Linked DNA regions of Homo sapiens: region 2 is linked to region 1. A link is a contact called in ENCODE Hi-C data. All regions are on one chromosome and are shown on one strand. The core of a region is the stretch at or near the end of the contact, and the rest is flanking DNA. Distances in the headings are between cores, read along the strand shown. Region 1 holds the start of NLRP1 (NLR family pyrin domain containing 1). Region 2 has its middle 180 kb from the start of AIPL1.

What was found. Hi-C counts contacts between places; a loop is a spot of excess contacts on that map. Pooled maps may share reads with other maps.
Region 2: a loop to region 1 is called in a map of endothelial cell of umbilical vein, with 9 times the contacts of the local background. The contact joins the enhancer-like site here to the promoter of NLRP1 in region 1. A Hi-C loop is called at or near these places in 3 of 168 maps with a recorded cell type or tissue (DLD1, HepG2 and endothelial cell of umbilical vein) and 2 of 50 pooled maps.

The regions. Positions count from the first base shown.
Region 1 is chr17:5,583,235-5,587,558 of GRCh38, forward strand. It overlaps NLRP1 (NLR family pyrin domain containing 1), which reads right to left and starts at 1,275. Exons shown (of 17, transcript NM_033004.4): 1 at 453-1,275. The coding sequence starts at 723. RefSeq lists enhancers at 613-1,812, 1,084-1,343, 1,364-1,663.
Region 2 is chr17:6,255,378-6,259,662 of GRCh38, forward strand. No RefSeq gene overlaps it. Among named protein-coding and RNA genes, the nearest start is that of AIPL1, 180 kb to the right of the region's middle. Within about 2 kb of position 2,099, at least 2 of the 41 ENCODE cell types and tissues checked have a DNase peak (open chromatin) inside an H3K27ac peak, as active enhancers do; they include endothelial cell of umbilical vein, where a contact is called at or near this core.

The DNA of each region.
Region 1 (4,324 bases), core at 25-2,524:
TACTGTATATCAGACTCTGTGCTAAATGTTTAACCTGGATGATCTCTTTTAACCCTCACACAGCCCAGGGAGGCGGGCTCTCACTCTCCCATTTTGCAGACAGAGAAATAGGCAGAGAGCAGTGAAGTGATTGGCCCAGGGTGATAGTGCCAGGACTGGTGATAGTGCCTGACTCCCAAGTCCGTGCTCATAACTACAATGCCAGGCGAGTACCGGGAATGCACTTGAATAGAAGAGGGTGTGGGGCTCTGAGGTGCAGCAAGGGCCCCCCCAGCAAGCCTCCTGGCTCCAGCATAGTCTGGGGCCTGGATCCCCCTTTGAGAGGGCAGTTCCATGTCACTGCTCAGAGGAAGGCCTGGCAGGGAGGGCTCAGTGGTGGGGTCCCAAGAGGGCAGGGCAGGCATGAGGGCCAGGGGATGTCCCGCGGGCAGTGGGGTCCTCTGTCCACTCACCTGCCCCTTCCTGGGCTTGGGCGCACAGTGACCTCAGCCCCATCTGCTCCCAGGTATGGAGGGCTAGGTCCCAGGCCCGCTGCTCCCCATACTGAGCCACCAGGTACGAGGCCACCTCCATGCCACTCGTCTTCTCTGGCTGAGCGGGTGTCTCACCCGAAGAGCTCCTGGAGTGCGCTTTATTGGCGAGCAGAAGCTGGAACTCCTTCAGCTCCTCCTTCTTCAGGAACTCCAAGTAACAGGCCAGGCGGCCCCAGGCTCCGCCAGCCATCTCTGTCCCGGAGTTAAGAGGGTGTCTGGGGGATGTTCCCAGGTGGTGAGGGTATCAGGCAGGCAGAGAACAGTGCTGTCCTTTGCCTTGGCTCTTACCGTCTCTTATTCAGCATTCGGAACCCAGTTTTATAAATCCCAGGGCACCTACAGATAGACGCCGATAGAGGGGGAGTGGTAGGAAAAGCCAGGGGAGGGAGGAGCCCAGAGGGGCCTGCAAGACACTGGAAGAAGTCAGCTGATAGGGAGGTCCTGGGATGGGGTCCAGGGCCAGGCAGGGAGGGTGAGGGTGAGGGGAGATGTGGTGACGGGAGATGGGGTGTGGGCAACGCTCACTGTTCTGTGTTCCTCAGATTCTTCCCTCTCCTGGGTCCTGGACTCCTGAGATCAACCCTTGAGCTGCAAGGCTGAGAAGAGGTGGGGTGGGAGGAGCCGCAGAGCAGGGAATGGGCTTTCAGAACCCAGAGTGGAGCCCCGGGCTGCTGGCTCCCAGGTTTCTTCAGACCTCTCCAGGCCCTGGGGCACCAGCCAGCAAGAACAGCGCCTAGTCAACAAGAGCAGGAAGGAAACGTCACCCAGAGGAAACCCACAAGGGGCGTGGCCAGGGGGTAGGATCAAACCAGGCCTGGGTAGGCCAGACTCAGAGTCACAGATTCAGATGGGCCACATGGCATCTATAGGCGGACCAGGAGCACAGGCCCAGACCAGCTGACGCTGCAGCAGGTACAGGCCCATACTAAACACGGTGTGTGCACCTCCACATGGGCACTCCGCCAGCCCATCATCTAGAGCCTGTCTGCAGAGCCAGGATGCAGACTCTCCGAGCAGTTGTGTCTGCAGCCCAGGCCCAGCCTCTCAGGATGGGTGGGGCCCCCTGTGTCTGCCCGGGCAGCTCCTTATTGGGAAACATTAGAACTGGGCCAGGGAGCATTTTTCCCAGCCTCTCATGGTTTTGGGAGCTTCTTGAGTTGCACTGCATGTCCTGCCATGCTACCAGGGGCACTAAAGCATGTGTCCCAGGCCCAGGGGGCTGTTTGCCTTCTGGGCAGCCCAGCACTTAGCTGGTGAACATTTCCACCTGAAAGCAGAACAGCCCCTTCCTCATTCCTGCAAGCAGGCCTCGGGGAGCCAGGGGCAGACTTCCTCTTTCGTGGAATCTGCAAGATGCCAATGACTTCAGGTTGAGGAATGACATTGCCTACTCATTTGCTGATGTAACACACCACCAGGAATTTCTGGAGATGCTTTGGTTTCACTTGGACTGGCAGAGCCCAGGCTTCAACCCACGGCTTGCTTGGACAAGGACTCCTTATGTGCCTGATTTATTTCTTTGAGCCTCAGTTTGCCCATCTATTAAATGGGACATCATAGGTTTACCAAGAGGCTTCAATTCAGCAAAAGGTCTTAGAGTCTCTCTCTCTTTCCCAGGCTGGAGTGCAGTGGCAAGATCTCGGCTCACTGCAAGCTCCCTCCACCTCCTGGGTTCCAGCGATTCTCCTGCATCAGCCCAGCTTCCTGGGCAGTTGGGATTACAGTCACTCACCACCACGCCTGGCTAATTGTTTTGTATTTTTAGTAGAGATGGGGTTTCACCATGTTAGCCAGTCTGATCCGAGGTGATCCGCCCACTTCGGCCTCCCGAAATGTTGGGATTACAGGTGTGAGCCTCCGTGCCTGGCCTAAATAAATTTTATAAATGTTAGTTTTAAAAAATGGCTAATAAGCACATTGTAGGACATTCTAATATCAGATTGACCAGAAGTGGAAAAGTGCTGTGCTAAAAGTGGGATGATCGGGAGGCTCTGAGCACTCCGTGAAGGACCGTGAGACTCCATGTAGCGGGAGGAATGGCCTGGAGGAGGGCTGTGTGGGCTTTTTTTCCTCCTCACACCAGCCAGTTCTGGCACCAACTCTCTAGACACCAACTGGTGTCCTACAGTGCAATTCTGACACTGACTGCCTGGAGTTGGCATCAAACCTCACAGGTTTAGGGTTTCAGTGAAGAGCTGGCCTCATATCAGATGCCAGTTGCAAATGGGGTGCCCAGACCACTGGCATCTCTGTCTGACTTGGTGACAAATTCAAGGGTTCCCACAGTCCCCGGCAGGTTCAATAATTTGCTGAAATGACTCACAGGACTGAGAAAAGCACTTTATTTATTATTATCGGTTCATGATGGAGGATACGACTCAGGAATAGCCCAACGGAAGAGATGCCGAGGTCAAGGTGTGGGTGGGGGAGGGGCACAGCGCTTCCTTGCCCTCCCGGGCACCCTACTCTCCCTGCCCCTCCCTGCTTCACTAACCTGGAAGCTCTCCAAACCCCAAACAAACAAGACTGTGGGGTTTTCTCGGAGGTTTCACTTCACAGGCATAATTCATTAAATCACTGGCCGCTGGAGATCCACTCAACCTGTTAAATAGATCAGAAACCTGACCCTTCCCACCACGCCCACTGGGGCTGCTGGTCCAGCCTTCAGTCGTCTCTTACTGGGATCACTGTGCTAGCCTTCCACATGTTCTCCACCCATGCTGATGCTTCCCCTTTACTGTCTACTCTCAGTCTAGAAGCCAGAATTATCCACTTAAAGCATAAATTAGGTCAGGTCACTTCTCAGCTCAAAACTTTCCCATACTCCATCTCACTCTGAGTAAAAACCAAAGTCCAACCAAAGGTGTGGTGACTCGTGCCTGTAATCCCAGCACTTTGGGAGGCTGAGGTGGGAGGATCGCTTGAGTCCAGGAGTTCAAGACCAGTCTGGGAAACATGGCAAGACCCTGTCCCTATGACATAATATTAAAAAACTTCCCAAATCCGGCCAGGTACAGTGGCTCATGCCTGTAATCTCAGCACTTTGGGAGGCTGAGGCGGGCAGATCACCTGAGGCCAGGAGTTCAAGACCAGCCTGGCTAACATGGTGAAATCCCATCTCTAATAATTATAATACAAAAAAAATTATCCGGGTGTGGTGGCGCACGCCGTATTCCTTCAGGAGGCTGAGGCAGGAGAACTGCTTGAACCTGGGAGGCAGAGATTGCAGTGAGCCGAGATTGCACCATTGCACTCCAGCCTGGGCGACAAGAGCAAAACACAGTCTCAAACCAAACCAAACCAAACAACAACAACAACAACAACAACTCCCCAAATCTCCCAGAGCCCTCCCAATGGTTCCCGGGGGCTGCATGATCTAGCCCCTGATATCTCTCCGGCATTATATCCTACCCTATCCCCCTCCCTCACTGGATCCTCTTAGTCTTTTCCCTGTTCCTTGAATACACCAAGAATACTCTCACTCCAGGGCCTTTGCACTAGTCTTTCCATTGTCTTGGAATGGTTTCCCCAGATATTCAGAGGTGTGCTATCCAACCTTCTGTAAAGTAGAATTCCTTCATTCCGTGCTTCATTTTTCCGCATGACACTTATTATTGCCTGACGTTACAGACTTGTTTATTTGTTTACCTTCTGTCACCCCCTCCTGCCAATAGGATGTTAGGTCCCTGGAGACAGGACTTGGCTTGTTTTGTTCGCTGTTGTATCCGCTATGCCTAAATCAGTGCCTGGCCCACAATGTCAGCACAATCAATACCACAGACATTGAATGT
Region 2 (4,285 bases), core at 849-3,348, 670 kb after region 1:
AGGAATGACATACTATTTAGTAGCTGGCATTATTGTCTGTAACATTTATACATGACAAAGTGCTTTCTATCTCTGCCCAGTGACACTTTGACACCAACCCAAATCATAGAAAATGCTGTGGTGTGAGCCATAGGCCAATTATTAACTGTCCCTGGGAGGTCCCTCAGCCCTTCCAGCCCTGCTGACAAATTGGTCTTTGGTGAAATTAAGAAGTCTTGGGAGAAGCTTATTTTTCTATTCTTGGGAACCCAGGGATCTCCCCAGCTCCCAGCTCCCAGGTAGAGAAGCCATCACTGTACATGGGAAAAAAATAAAAAAGAACACTCAGCACTAAAAGCCTAGGTTCTATCTCTGATTACCTTCATGCCATTAGTAAGTCATTTATTCTCTCTAAGCTTGTTTCCTCATCTAAAAAAAGAGAAACAAAAATACTTAACCTATCTCTACTATGGAAGTTTTCTGCAGATAGAATGAGCCAGTGGATATGAACAGACTTTGTGTCAGTCAACCTTTGCTGTATAACAAACAACCACAAAAAAATCCCAGAGTCAATAAGCATGTATTTACTTCACGTATCTGGGGGTTGGTGAAGACTTGTCTGATCTAGGCTAGACTGGCTGAGTGGCTTTGCTTTAGGCTATGGGTTTGGTTAGAATGGGTTCCTTGCCATACATTGGGCTCTGGTGTGTTCCTTGTATGTTTATCCTGGAGCCTGGGATACAGGGGAAGCATCTGCTGGTGAGAAGCTCTTCTCGTGGCGATGGCAGAGGTGCAAGCGGGTGAGCCCAGCTGCACAAGCACATTTCACGTCCTTGTTTGCGTCATGTATGTTAATCTTCCAAAGTAGGTCACATAGCCAAGCCCCAAGCCAAGGAGTAAGCAAAAAAACTCCCATGTATGTGGAGAAGAGGGAGGGAACGTTTTTAAACAATAATACCACCTCCTTGTTCCATACATACATAAGAAAGGACTGTTGCTTATCATTATTTTTTCAACACCAGTAAGGACAGAGATGTCAAATATCCCGTTTTTCATCTATTGTTTTGGCCTCACAGCAACTGGTCTGGCTGTAGTTAATCAATCCAACTGACCATCAATCCACTGGACAAATTGACTTTTCGGTTGTGTCCAATGAAGTTGATTTCCACAGGTGCATTGGGCCCCCTGAGTCCTCTCTGTGCTACGTGATGGGTTAGAAAGTAGCCAACTTTGGCCGGGCACGGTGGCTCACCCCTGTAATCCCCGCACTTTGGGAGGCCGAGGTGGGCGGATCAAGAGGTTAGGGAGCAGCCTGACCAACGTGGTGAAACCCCATCTCTACTAAAAATACAAAAATTAGCTTGGCGTGGTGACACGTGCCTGTAATCCCAGCTACTCAGGAGGCTGAGGCAGGAGAATCGCTGGAACCCAGGAGGCGGAGGTTGTAGTGAGCTGAGATCGCACCACTGCACTCTAGCCTGGGCGACAAAGCAAGACTCTGTCTCAAAAAAAAAAAAAAAAAGGAAAGAAAGAAAGTAGCTAACTTTAGCTACCTACCTCTTTGCCAAAGGTAGGGTACTCCAGGGAGCTTCCTTTCTTATTCCTGATTTCTCCCAGTTCAACGTCCTCAGGCTAGAAGCTACATACATAATAACCACCGACATGTATGCAGACCTTTACTGATAGCCAAGTGCTTTTATAGATGTAATCCATTTTGCATCCCTAAGATAGCCCCTCATCATGCCCATTTCACAGATAAGAACCCCCTGGGTCACATCAATAGGGAGTGGGAGACCCAGGATTTGAACCTCTCCTGCCTGATTCTGGGGCTTGGGATCGCCCCTCCCCCAGTCCAAAGAGGGGTTTCCTGCCCTCCAAGTCTTGATCTCCTCCTGCCTGACTTCACAGCACTCCCCAATGTAATGTCAGCTCCGTGTGACGGCCTATCTACCACATCCACAATGGTTTAATTTCTGCCGTTTATGTGAAAAGAAATTACTCACTAAAATTTAATTTGGTAAATTTCAGTCTTTGTAAGCAGTGAATTCAATGACGACACAGTTCAGCAAGTCAGCAGTTACTCAGGCAATTTCCGAGCCACCAGCCCCCAACCCTAATAACAAAGAAGGCCCAGCCTCTCAGCCTGTTTTAAATTCACATTCCTTCATTATTATGTCAAGGGAAGTCATTATGGGACTGAAGAAAATGCTTCCTGTCTAGAAAAGTAAAACGCAGTCTTGTGCGGCGGATTAGCGTGTTCTGTCGGGTATTAAATGGGGAACTCTCGAGGAGCATGATTTCTGAATTACGTGGTTTGATGATTATTTAACCACGTTGGCTGGTGATAACTATTTATCTAGTCCAGAGCAACGCAGTTCAATAGGCCTGTCCTTACGTCCCCCTTGGAGGCTGCTGCCAGGAACCTGGCTCCCAGAATTTTCTGGGGAAGGGCAGTGAGGGGGTGGGGAGGTGACGGGAGATGAAGGCAAGTTTCTCAGGTTGGCACTGATGCCTGGAATCTGCACATATTTGCCTACTTTGACTGGACGCTGGTAGATTTCCTGCAACTGATACGCGTGTGTGTGTGTGTGTGTGTGTGTGTGTGTGTGTAAAAGACAGAGAGAGACAGAGAGAGAGATTGAGAGATTCAAGCTAGGCATGTTAATCAGGTTGTTTAAGCCAATGGGGCTATGGGCTTTCAAGGCAGGAACAATATTCTGTTTACCTTTGCACCTCCAGTGCCGAGCACAGTGCCTGACACTTATGTATAACCATGATTTTGAGGCTGATTGTCAAAAACACGAGTTAGGTTGCAGACTCCAATGATGGTAGATGCAGCTGGCCCCCAGGATGGGAGCTTCACCTTGACTTCTGTCTGTTAAATTTACTGCTGCATCCTCAGCTCCAAGGCCAGTGCCTGGCAAAGAGATAGTGCTCAGTAAATACTTGCTGCATTTTGTCTGAATTTGCATCGAGGTGTGGAAGGTAAGAAGAGTTGCTAGGACGAAAGAAACCGGGGCATCTTTTGGGAAAGGGGCCAGGATAGAGGAGCAGATGGGGGCTGAAATACAGGGTGGAAAAGTTGTTTTGTCTGAAGAAGAGCAGGCTCGGGGTCAGGACCATGCCTTTCCACCTCTGAATGCCACCCTGGAGCAGGACTGGCCCCATCCTGGGTGGCCTGCAGGGAGAGGAGGCTGTTGCTGGTAGGCACATTTTGAGGTGGGGGGAAAGGAAAAAGTTTGTAAGAGAGCTGTCCAGAGAAGGCATGACTTTCCCTTAAGAGTTAGCGAGTCTCCAGGTGTCAGGAGAGGCTTGACTTTGGGAGAATGTTGGAGTGGAAAGTGTAACAGAGGGATGTCTGGTCTTTTGGCTTCCCTGGGTCACACTGTAAGAAGAATCATTTTGGGCTGCACATGTCGTATATTAACACTGACGATAGCTGATGAGCTAAAAAAAATCACACAAAAAAGAAATCACAAAAAAAATCTCATAATGGGCCTGATGCAGTGGCTCATGCCTGTAATCTCAGCACTTTGGGAGGCCAAGGTGGGCGGATCACGAGGTCAGGAGTTTGAGACCAGCCTGGCCAACATGATGAAACGGCATCTCTGTATTTTGTAAAAATACAAAAAATTAGCTGGGCATGGTGGCGGGCGCCTGTAATCCCAGCTACTTGGGAGGCTGAGGCAGGAGAATCGCTTGAACCCGGGAGGCGGAGGTTGCAGTGAGCTGAGATCACAGCACTGCACTCCAGCCTGGGCAACAGTGTGAGACTCTGTCTCAAAAAAAAAAAAATCTCATGATGTTTTAAGAGACTTAACAAATGTGTGTTGGGTCACATTCAAAGCCATCTGGACTGCAGGCCTCAGGTTGGGCAAGCTTAATATAGCATAAGATAGAAGGTAGAAGTAGGGGACCTTTGAGGTCCCATGAGTGTCTGCAACTTATAGTCCATATTTGATTGATTTGCTTCTGCTGAATCAGAGAAAGATGAATCTATTCCCCTGGATTAAGGAGGGATGTTGAATTGGACCTTGAAGACACTGAGATGGAGGTAACTGTGGTCAGAAGAGTTGCTATGGATGGGACCATGTGTGAATAATCCCATGTTGTATGGCTTGGTAGAGTAACATGTGCCATAGGCACACGACAGATGAGGGAGAGGAGATCAGAGCTACTGCAGTCTGAAGACCCCTGGAGAAGGGCAGGAGGCCAGAGAAATCAGGGAGACCTCCCTGAAAGAGGTCAGGTGGACATATTGGAGTGCTCAGGAAGCCCTGGGGAGGTGAGACTGAAGGAATTGTGA